Linked DNA regions of Homo sapiens: region 1 is linked to region 2. The links are chromatin contacts, found by Hi-C or POLR2A ChIA-PET in ENCODE. All regions are on one chromosome and are shown on one strand. Each heading gives the region's core, a stretch centred on a gene start or an enhancer-like site at or near the end of the contact. The rest is flanking DNA. Distances are from core to core; before and after follow the strand shown. Region 1 holds the start of ANKRD17 (ankyrin repeat domain 17). Region 2 has its middle 12 kb from the start of RUFY3.

The links. Hi-C counts contacts between places; a loop is a spot of excess contacts on that map. ChIA-PET counts read pairs that join two places held with the same protein, here RNA polymerase II (POLR2A). Pooled maps may share reads with other maps.
Region 1: a map of naive thymus-derived CD4-positive, alpha-beta T cell shows a loop between it and region 2 (4-fold over the local background). The contact joins the promoter of ANKRD17 here to the enhancer-like site in region 2. A Hi-C loop is called at or near these places in 1 of 168 maps with a recorded cell type or tissue (naive thymus-derived CD4-positive, alpha-beta T cell) and 8 of 50 pooled maps. POLR2A ChIA-PET finds 5 or more read pairs at or near these places in 1 of 52 experiments (HepG2).

What each region holds. Positions count from the first base shown.
Region 1 is chr4:73,256,453-73,260,813 of GRCh38, reverse strand. It overlaps ANKRD17 (ankyrin repeat domain 17), which reads left to right and starts at 2,016. Exons shown (of 34, transcript NM_032217.5): 1 at 2,016-2,538. The coding sequence starts at 2,146. It overlaps ANKRD17-DT (ANKRD17 divergent transcript), which reads right to left and starts at 1,648. Exons shown (of 5, transcript NR_187399.1): 1 at 1,406-1,648. RefSeq lists enhancers at 1,495-1,764, 1,367-1,963 and a silencer at 1,925-2,324.
Region 2 is chr4:70,708,042-70,711,928 of GRCh38, reverse strand. It overlaps a transcript of RUFY3 not described here. Among named protein-coding and RNA genes, the nearest start is that of RUFY3, 12 kb to the left of the region's middle. Within about 2 kb of position 2,233, at least 2 of the 41 ENCODE cell types and tissues checked have a DNase peak (open chromatin) inside an H3K27ac peak, as active enhancers do.

The DNA.
Region 1 (4,361 bases), core at 767-3,266, 2.5 Mb before region 2:
GCCCAAGCTAGAGTGCAGTAGCAGGATCTCAGCTCACTGCAAACTCCGCCTCGCAGGTTCAAGCGATTCTCCTGCTTCAGCCTCCTGAGTATAGAATACTTTTTAAAGAAAGAAAGTTTGCTTGTGAAGGAAATAATTGAAAGCTACAGAAGAATTAGCTAAGGAACCAGAATTTGTAGAAGGTTGACAACAGAAAAGATAATAAATGCATGAGAAAGAGGGGTATTGGAACTAGAATATGTATGAAGAGTTTATCTCATATATGAACAGGGAGTCTCTCATTCGTTGATACTGGAGAAAAGGCAATCTCAGGAAATTTCTAGCACTTGGAAAATTGTGAAGTCTAAGTTAAAAGTCATATAATAAAATGGGCTGGGATTTAAAGATTGCGAAAAGTATTCAAGTGGAAAGGGAGAAAAAGATGCTGAAGAATATACAAAGTAGGAGGGAGGGATGCAGCTGAAATTATAAAATCTAAATCAGTAGTGGTGAGATACACAATGCAGTGCTCTGTTCTACACTGGAACTCAGCAACGACTGTAGGAGAGGAATAGGCAGATGGTTACCACTCCGTATATATATTTACTATAGCACTTATTACACTGTAAAGCCCCTGGAAACAAGAGACTTTGATTCCACAAATTATGCGCACAGTAGGCACATGATGAATTTTTGTTTGAATGAATTGATTTAGTCATTGCCAATTCTGCCTTGGTACTCTGTAGAGTACTGGCAACTGCCCACATTTCATATGGTATGCCAATGCTAAAAAGAAAAAAAATGCTAAAAAAAAAAAAAATCCAGGCATATTCAGCTAAACTAAGCAGTCTTAAAATGGCAACTATGTCAGCTGAGACATACTTTTAATCTTGTGCCAGTACATCTGTCTTTGATGTTTGCTTCATTTTCCGTATGCCACTATACTCCTACTAGACCAGAAAGGGATAATTCTGAGTTCAATGGGCTCCACTATCATTTCAAAAGTCCTGAAACTTCTTCAGACACCTAAAAATGAACCCACAACTCCCATAACAGCATTCCTTCCGAGAGAAGTATACAGACAACAATCACTATTTATGCTTGCTTCCAAGCTGAATCGAAGAGGGCCGGAAGAGCTAAATCAGGGTCATTCAGTGAATCGTCTACAAAGTCTGGCACAGACCACGCATCCTTCCCGTGTCTTCCTCCCCTTGGAAACTTGAGGTGTAAGTAATGATCTTAGACATCTCCTAATCGACTGCCTTCATATTACACACGTGTAAACTCAGGTAGAGGATGTCTATGAGCCGAGCTTAAACTCAGGTAAAGAAGGCTCTTTTCCCAACACGACGCCATCTCTCATGATCCAAAGCTCTATCTCTCGATTTGGCGGTGGAAAAAAATGACCAGGAATAAAACTACGTACAGCAGTCCAGAACGAGGCCCCACCTCCCGGATCTGGCGGACCGGCCTCCCGTCAGCAAAGTGTCTGGACCGCGCTTCCGCACCTCACACTGCCCGGGGCCGGCTCCTCTCCAGCCTCCCCGTACTCCCCACACGCCGCAGCACTGCGCGCCCGCGGGGCCCCAGACCCGGCCCTTGAAATCTCACTTTCGCCTTTCGGCCACCCGCGCGCCACGGCTCAGGCGACGGCTGATGGCGTCACTGCACTTCCGCCTGCGGCTGCGTTCTAATCACAAGCCAGGAAGGAAGAAGGGAGGGCTGCAGGGCTGTGTGTGCGGGAAATAGCGAGGAAAGAGAAGAAATCCGGGAGCTCGCGGGCGCTCTGGTTGCAATCGCGCCCCCCTCATCTGTCCCCGCCGTTCCCCTTCGGAAGCTGCCCCAGGCACACTTCCCCGCTTCTTTCCAGTCTCCTCTCCTCTGGTTCTCCCGACACCCGGTCTCCCTGTTACGCCTCACCCTCCTTCCCTTGCTCCCTCCCTCTCCCTCCCTCCCTCCCTCCCATCGTCAGGCTCCCCGCCCTTAGTATCGCGAGACGAGGTGAGAGCTGGCGGAGCGGCGGCGGCGGCGGCGGCAGTAGAGGTGACCGAGGCGGTGGCGGCGGAGGCGGCACCGATTGCTGTGTCGGCCCCAGTGCGGCCGAAGTCGCGGTAGAGCGTAGCCCCACGCCCCTCCCCCGTCCGCGCCCTCCCTCTTTCCCTGGGGATGGAGAAGGCGACGGTTCCGGTGGCGGCGGCGACGGCTGCAGAAGGAGAAGGGAGCCCCCCGGCGGTGGCGGCTGTGGCGGGCCCCCCCGCGGCGGCGGAGGTCGGCGGCGGCGTTGGCGGCAGCAGCAGAGCTCGCTCGGCCTCGTCTCCTCGTGGGATGGTGCGAGTCTGCGACCTGCTCCTGAAGAAGAAGCCGCCGCAGCAGCAGCACCACAAGGCCAAGCGTAACCGGACTTGCCGACCCCCCAGCAGCAGCGAAAGCAGCAGCGACAGCGACAACAGCGGCGGCGGTGGAGGCGGCGGTGGAGGCGGAGGTGGCGGCGGCGGCACCAGCAGTAACAACAGCGAGGAAGAAGAGGACGACGACGACGAGGAAGAGGAGGTTTCTGAGGCAAGGGCCTGGTTTCAAAGGAAGGAGGGAGGAAGGGACTGTAAGGGATAGGGGCCGAAGGTGGGAGGGGATTTGGAGTGGGACAGATTCCAGTGGGTTGATCTCTTAGGGGCCAGGCTTTCGACTGCCCCCTTTCTTCCCTCGGCCTAAATCGTGAGGTGTGGGAATGTGGGGGAGGGTAGCTGACACGTGGGGGTGGGAGGACCACGGAGTTCACAGAGTTGGTGAACAGCCTGTTATCATGGGATGGCTCACTTGGTTAAGGATGGAGGGAATTGGTTAGATTCCCTGTTTGCACGCCGGGGGGTGGGGGGGTGGTCTGCCTGGGGCCAGTAGGGCCACCTTAGTCTGAGGCGGGATCGGGATCAAAGCGGGAGGAGTAAAATAATGGGTAAATGAGTCTCTTGGGGACCAACTAGGAGGTTGATCAACTTCTCCCAGTTGTGAGGTGGAGGGGAGCAGTTTGAGGGGGGACGTAAGGTTGTAATGGACTCAGAGCTAAGTGTTTGTGTATGTGAGGGACACGTGAGAAGCTGTACTTTTCCATACTGTTCTGCAGGGTTTTTCGTAACTATCCTGGCTGCTGAAGTAACTTCATTTCCTCGATCTCCCAGGGATTTTCGATGAACTGATGCTGTATTTGTATAAATTTATCAGTAACTTTAAATAATTACAAATGACCATATACATTTGTAAGTGGATGAAAAATATATTTGATCCTTACACGTACATACATACATGCCTTCGAATGTTTCCTTAGTGAGTTAGAATTAAGCTAGGACCTGTTGTCCCGTAATATGGGACAGCCAAAGGGTAGGCTTTGGAGCCAGGCCTGGTTGTGGTGAGTTGGAATAGGAAGGCCTCTCGGTTTGTCCTAGTGATCTGGTTTCATAATAACTTTATAATTTTTCCTGGGTCCACAGACAGGCGGCGTTGCAGGACCTTATTCCTCACAGAAGCCCTTACAACCCAAAGGCTCAGTAAAACATACCATACTGACAACCAACTGAGAGTTAGCTTTACTAGTTATTAGCTGTTTTACCACTCTCTTGTCTCCTTCCTGAAATAGAATCTAGAAAAATCTTTATTTGGAGAGGGAAATCTTTATCAGCAGAGGGAAAACAGCTTTAAAGGCTGATTTTAAACTTAGTTCTAAGAGGAGACCAAGTGATTCATCTAAAAGTACCACTTACTATTTATTCTCTTCCACAAACATGGAACTTATTTTGATGCAAGTCTGGTTTTCCGAAAATTGGAATTATTGAATCCTGGTCTCTGTTGAAATAGAGAAGTACCTTTTAAAGGATTTGACACATGTCTATTTGTAGAAGACCAGATTCTCTTTTATCTCAGACTGGATGAAGTTGTATAGGTAGAGATATTAAGTGCTGAAGTATGTATGACAAAAATATGCCAGTCCTTGTTTTTATTCCCTTTTAGCCTGTTGGATTCTGAGAATAGGTTTGTATTGATAGACTTATATTGGCCTACTTGGATGTTTAGGATAGTGTGTTGCTCTGGCGGCATTTGAAACAAGGAAGAGAAAGATGTAATGGGGTCCTTATCCCTAATAAAATTTGTTATGGTACTTAGAATCATTCAATTGTATGATTCTTCTCAAAGGTGAGAAACATTTTACAGGTAATTCAGCCCTTTATTTTAAAAAGGAGGAAAACAAGGTTTAGAGGAAAGTGGTTGTGGTGGGTAGTAGCAAAAGTACAAATCAAAGTTTTCTAATGTCTCAGACCTGTACACTTTTTAATAATAATTTATTTCCTTTTATCACCCTCCTGATATCATTCAGAAAAATAGTTACTGAATAG
Region 2 (3,887 bases), core at 984-3,483:
AAAGGTGGTGGCAGAAAAGAAGGGGAGAATTGGCTGGGAAGACAAACTGTGAGAGTTCAGGGAGCCCTGCTCACAAAGGCAGAATCAGGAAGGCAAGCAGAGTGTTTAGTCGTGAGGAAGGAAACGGGGGCATGACCCAGCTACCTGTCCCTCAGTAGCTCAGGAGGTCCAAGGTCATGTCAGCTGTGTGTGGAAGGAGCCAACTGCACCAAGACACTGAACACCTAAACTCCAGATCTCTGGCAGTTACACATCCTTGGAAAGATGCTACATTTCTGAGGTTTGTATGTGGGTGGGTGCTTTTTATCTACTATTTGACAAAAGGCACTTAATGGATCAGAAAATGGCTCTCTGCCTTCTTAACAGGGTTGGAAAAGAGCAGAGGGCTAACAGATTTATGAATCACAGAATGGTAAATGAGGACACTGATCTACATTGAAAATACCGAAAATCTGTGTTTTAAAAAGTCACACATCACTCTGCTGTTTCCAAAACTACTAGTATGAAGGTAACCATGCCCAATCTTTTGGGGTTCTGAAAGTTTGACCATTTCCCTCATATGTTCCAGCCTGGGCAGACGCCTCTATGTTTACAAAACACAATAAAGTACTTTTGCCTTTTCAAAGTTTAAAGAAGCATACAGCAGGTGAACTGATTAACACGTGCTTGAGGCCGGACATGGTGGTTCATGCCTGTAATCCCAGCACTTTGGAAGGCCGAGGCAGGAGGATCACCTGAGCCCAGGAGTCCAAGACCAGCCTGGGCAACACAGTGAGACCTCATCTCTTTTTTAAAAAAATTGTTTATTTTCACTTTGGCTCTTCTTTGACATACTTCTTTTTTTTTTTTTTTTTTTTTTTTTTTCCAGACGGAGTCTTGCTCTGTGGCCCAGGCTGGAGTGTAGTGGCGGATCTTGGCTCACTGTAACCTCTGCCTCCTGGGTTCAAGCGGTTCTCCTGCCTCAGCTTCCCCAGTAGCTGGGATTACAGGCGTGCACTACCATACCTGGCTAATTTTTTTGTATTTTTAGTAGAGACGGGGTTTCACCATGTTGGCCAGGCTGGTCTTGAACTCCTGACCTCAAGTGATCCGCCTGCCTTGGCCTCCCAAAGTGCTGGGATTACAGGCATGAGCCACCATGCCTGGCCCATTGACATATCTCTTTATATAAATTAAAAATTTTAATAAATAAAACAAAAAACATGTGTTCAATTCCTGACCAGGTATACTGTTTTCTTTTTCTTTTTTTTTGTTTTTTGAGATGGAGTTTCACTCTTGTTGCCCAGGCTGGAGTACAATGGCGCAATCTCGGCTCACCACAACCTCTACCTCCCGGGTTCAAGTGATTCTCCTGCCTCAAACTCCTGAGTAGCTGGGATCACAGGTGTGCGTCACCATGCCCAGCTAATTTTGTATTTTTAGTAGAGACAGGGTTTCTCCATGTTGGTCAGGTTGGTCTCGAACTCCCGACCTCAGGTGATCCGCCTGCCTTGGCCTCCCAAAGTGATGGGATTACAGGCGTGAGCCACCGCACCCGACCTTTACTGTTTTCTAGAGTACTACTAAACAATTAAAAAAGAAGAGAGACAATAACAGAAATGTCCACAGAGGAAAAACTAAAATATATATATTTTACACAAACACATATACAATCTACACATACATACATGCATGCATGCAATATATATGATATATACATATCTGTATACTTGTGTGTGTATATATGTTAATGAAACTGCAAGCATAAATTTTCTCCCCTTAAACACTAATTCCTGGGTTTACATGTATATTTCGAACCTCCTTCCCCATACAATGGATTTTTCAAGTGCATCTGTCAGAGACAAAGGCTTCTAGGTACCTCATTCTCTGCACTATCCGGGGCTTAATCATGGCACTCGCTGTTAAGTATACTCAACTTTGTAGTGGGTAGTCATAGTAACGCTGCCAGTCCTTTTCAAGATTCTTTTTCTTCTATTCCTCTTCTAGCCTTCCTCCTATCTCAAAACAGCACTTAAAAATACAGAAAGCTGCTACTTGGTGAGTGGGACACTTTTTTGGACACTGCCTTAACTGGGAGAGAAAAGACAAGGGCAAGGATGTGGGCTATTTGCATAGCATTGCCTTGAACAATGTTTGCCGTAGTTGTGGGAGTTGGAAGGAGAAAAGAATAACTAAATAGAAGCTGTTAACTGTGCAAACAGCAGGGTGACTCTTCCAACCAACACTAAAGGGAAGCCATCTTTTGTCTATCCTGTCCATTCACAAGACGATCTCTAACGGCAGGATGGAAAAGGAAAGCATTAAAAGTATTACACCATGGCCTGCAAGCAGATCCTCCTTACAAATTGTAGTTGCTGAGAAACTGGCATGGAAGGTCATACATACACCAAGAGGATAAAGCCACCACGAAATATAAAAACATACATGTCTGTAAATGCATGAAAAAGTTCAGGATGAAAACTCCCCAAACTCAAAAGTGGGCATCCTCCAATAAGGAACCGGGGAGAGGGTGCTGGAGGTCCACAAAGAGGAAAGTTCACTTTGTAACTGTACTTATGTATTATGAAACATTTAAACAATGAGCATAGATTCATGTATTACTTGTACATTTATAAAATCAAATTTTAAAAGGCATGGCAGAGAGTTTTATGAGATTTAAAGTTAGAAGTATAAAAACCTAGCAGATTACCAGCACTCAAAGACTCAGAAAGAGACATAATCCTCAACAAGGCACATCAGAAGTCTCCTTTCACACTGCATTGAAGCAGATTGATTTCATGGATATTATATCCTGCAAGATTTTGGAACAAAACAATTCATGTGACAAACCCTGAAAAGTTTAGGCTACCTTCTATTTACAAACTTTTTTTTGAAACAGCATCTCGCTCTATTACCATGACTGGAATACAGTGGTGTGATCACGACTCACTGCATCCTCAACTTCCCAGACTCATGCCATCCTCCCACCTCAGACTCCTGAGTAGTTGGCACCAGAGGCATGTGCCACCATACCCAGCTAACTTATTTTTAATTTAAAAAATTTTTTTTTTGTAGAGACAGAGTCTGCTTATGTACAGGCTGGTCTCCAATTCCTGGGCTCAAGTGATACTCCTGCCTAGGCCTCCCAAAGTGCTGGGATTGCAGGCTTGAGCCACCGTTCCAGTCTCACACATTTTTGCTATTCTTCAGCACTGTTATTTAAAAACAGAGCTTCTGAACTCAAATGTAAAATTTAATTTTTAAAACCTCTAAGTACACTCAAGATTTCTAAAATAAAAAGATAATACCACCTTAATACACAGTCTTTCAAAGCTATAATATTTTATATACTTTTAGCAAATACATTACTGAGAGTTAAAAATTGGGTTGCTAAAGAGGCAGATGCCAGTCATCGTAATATTCACTAGGCATTGAGGTTGAGTCCATGTACCATTCTCGTAATTAAGAAGTCTTTTAAAAACTGTTTGGGGCCAGGTGTGGTGGCTTACACCTGTAATCCCATCACTTGTGAGGCCGAGGAGGGTGGATCACTTGAGTCTAGTTCGAGAGCAGCCTGGCCAACATGGTCTCTACTAAAATACAAAAAAAAAAATAGCTGGGGTGGTGGTGCGCACCTGTAATCCCAACTACTTGGGAGGCTGAGGCAGGAGAATCTCTTGAACCTGGAAGGAAGAGGTTGCAGTCAGCCCAGATTGTACTGCTGCACTCTAGCCTGAGCACAGAGTGAGACTGTCTCAAAAACACAAAATAAAAAAACAAAAACTGTTTGGTCTCAAGTGTTCATGTATTTTATTTTTATTTTTTTAAAAACAGGGTTTCGTTCTGTTGCTCAGGCAGGAGTGCAATGGTGCAGTCACAGCTTACTGCAGCCCTGAACTTCTGGACTC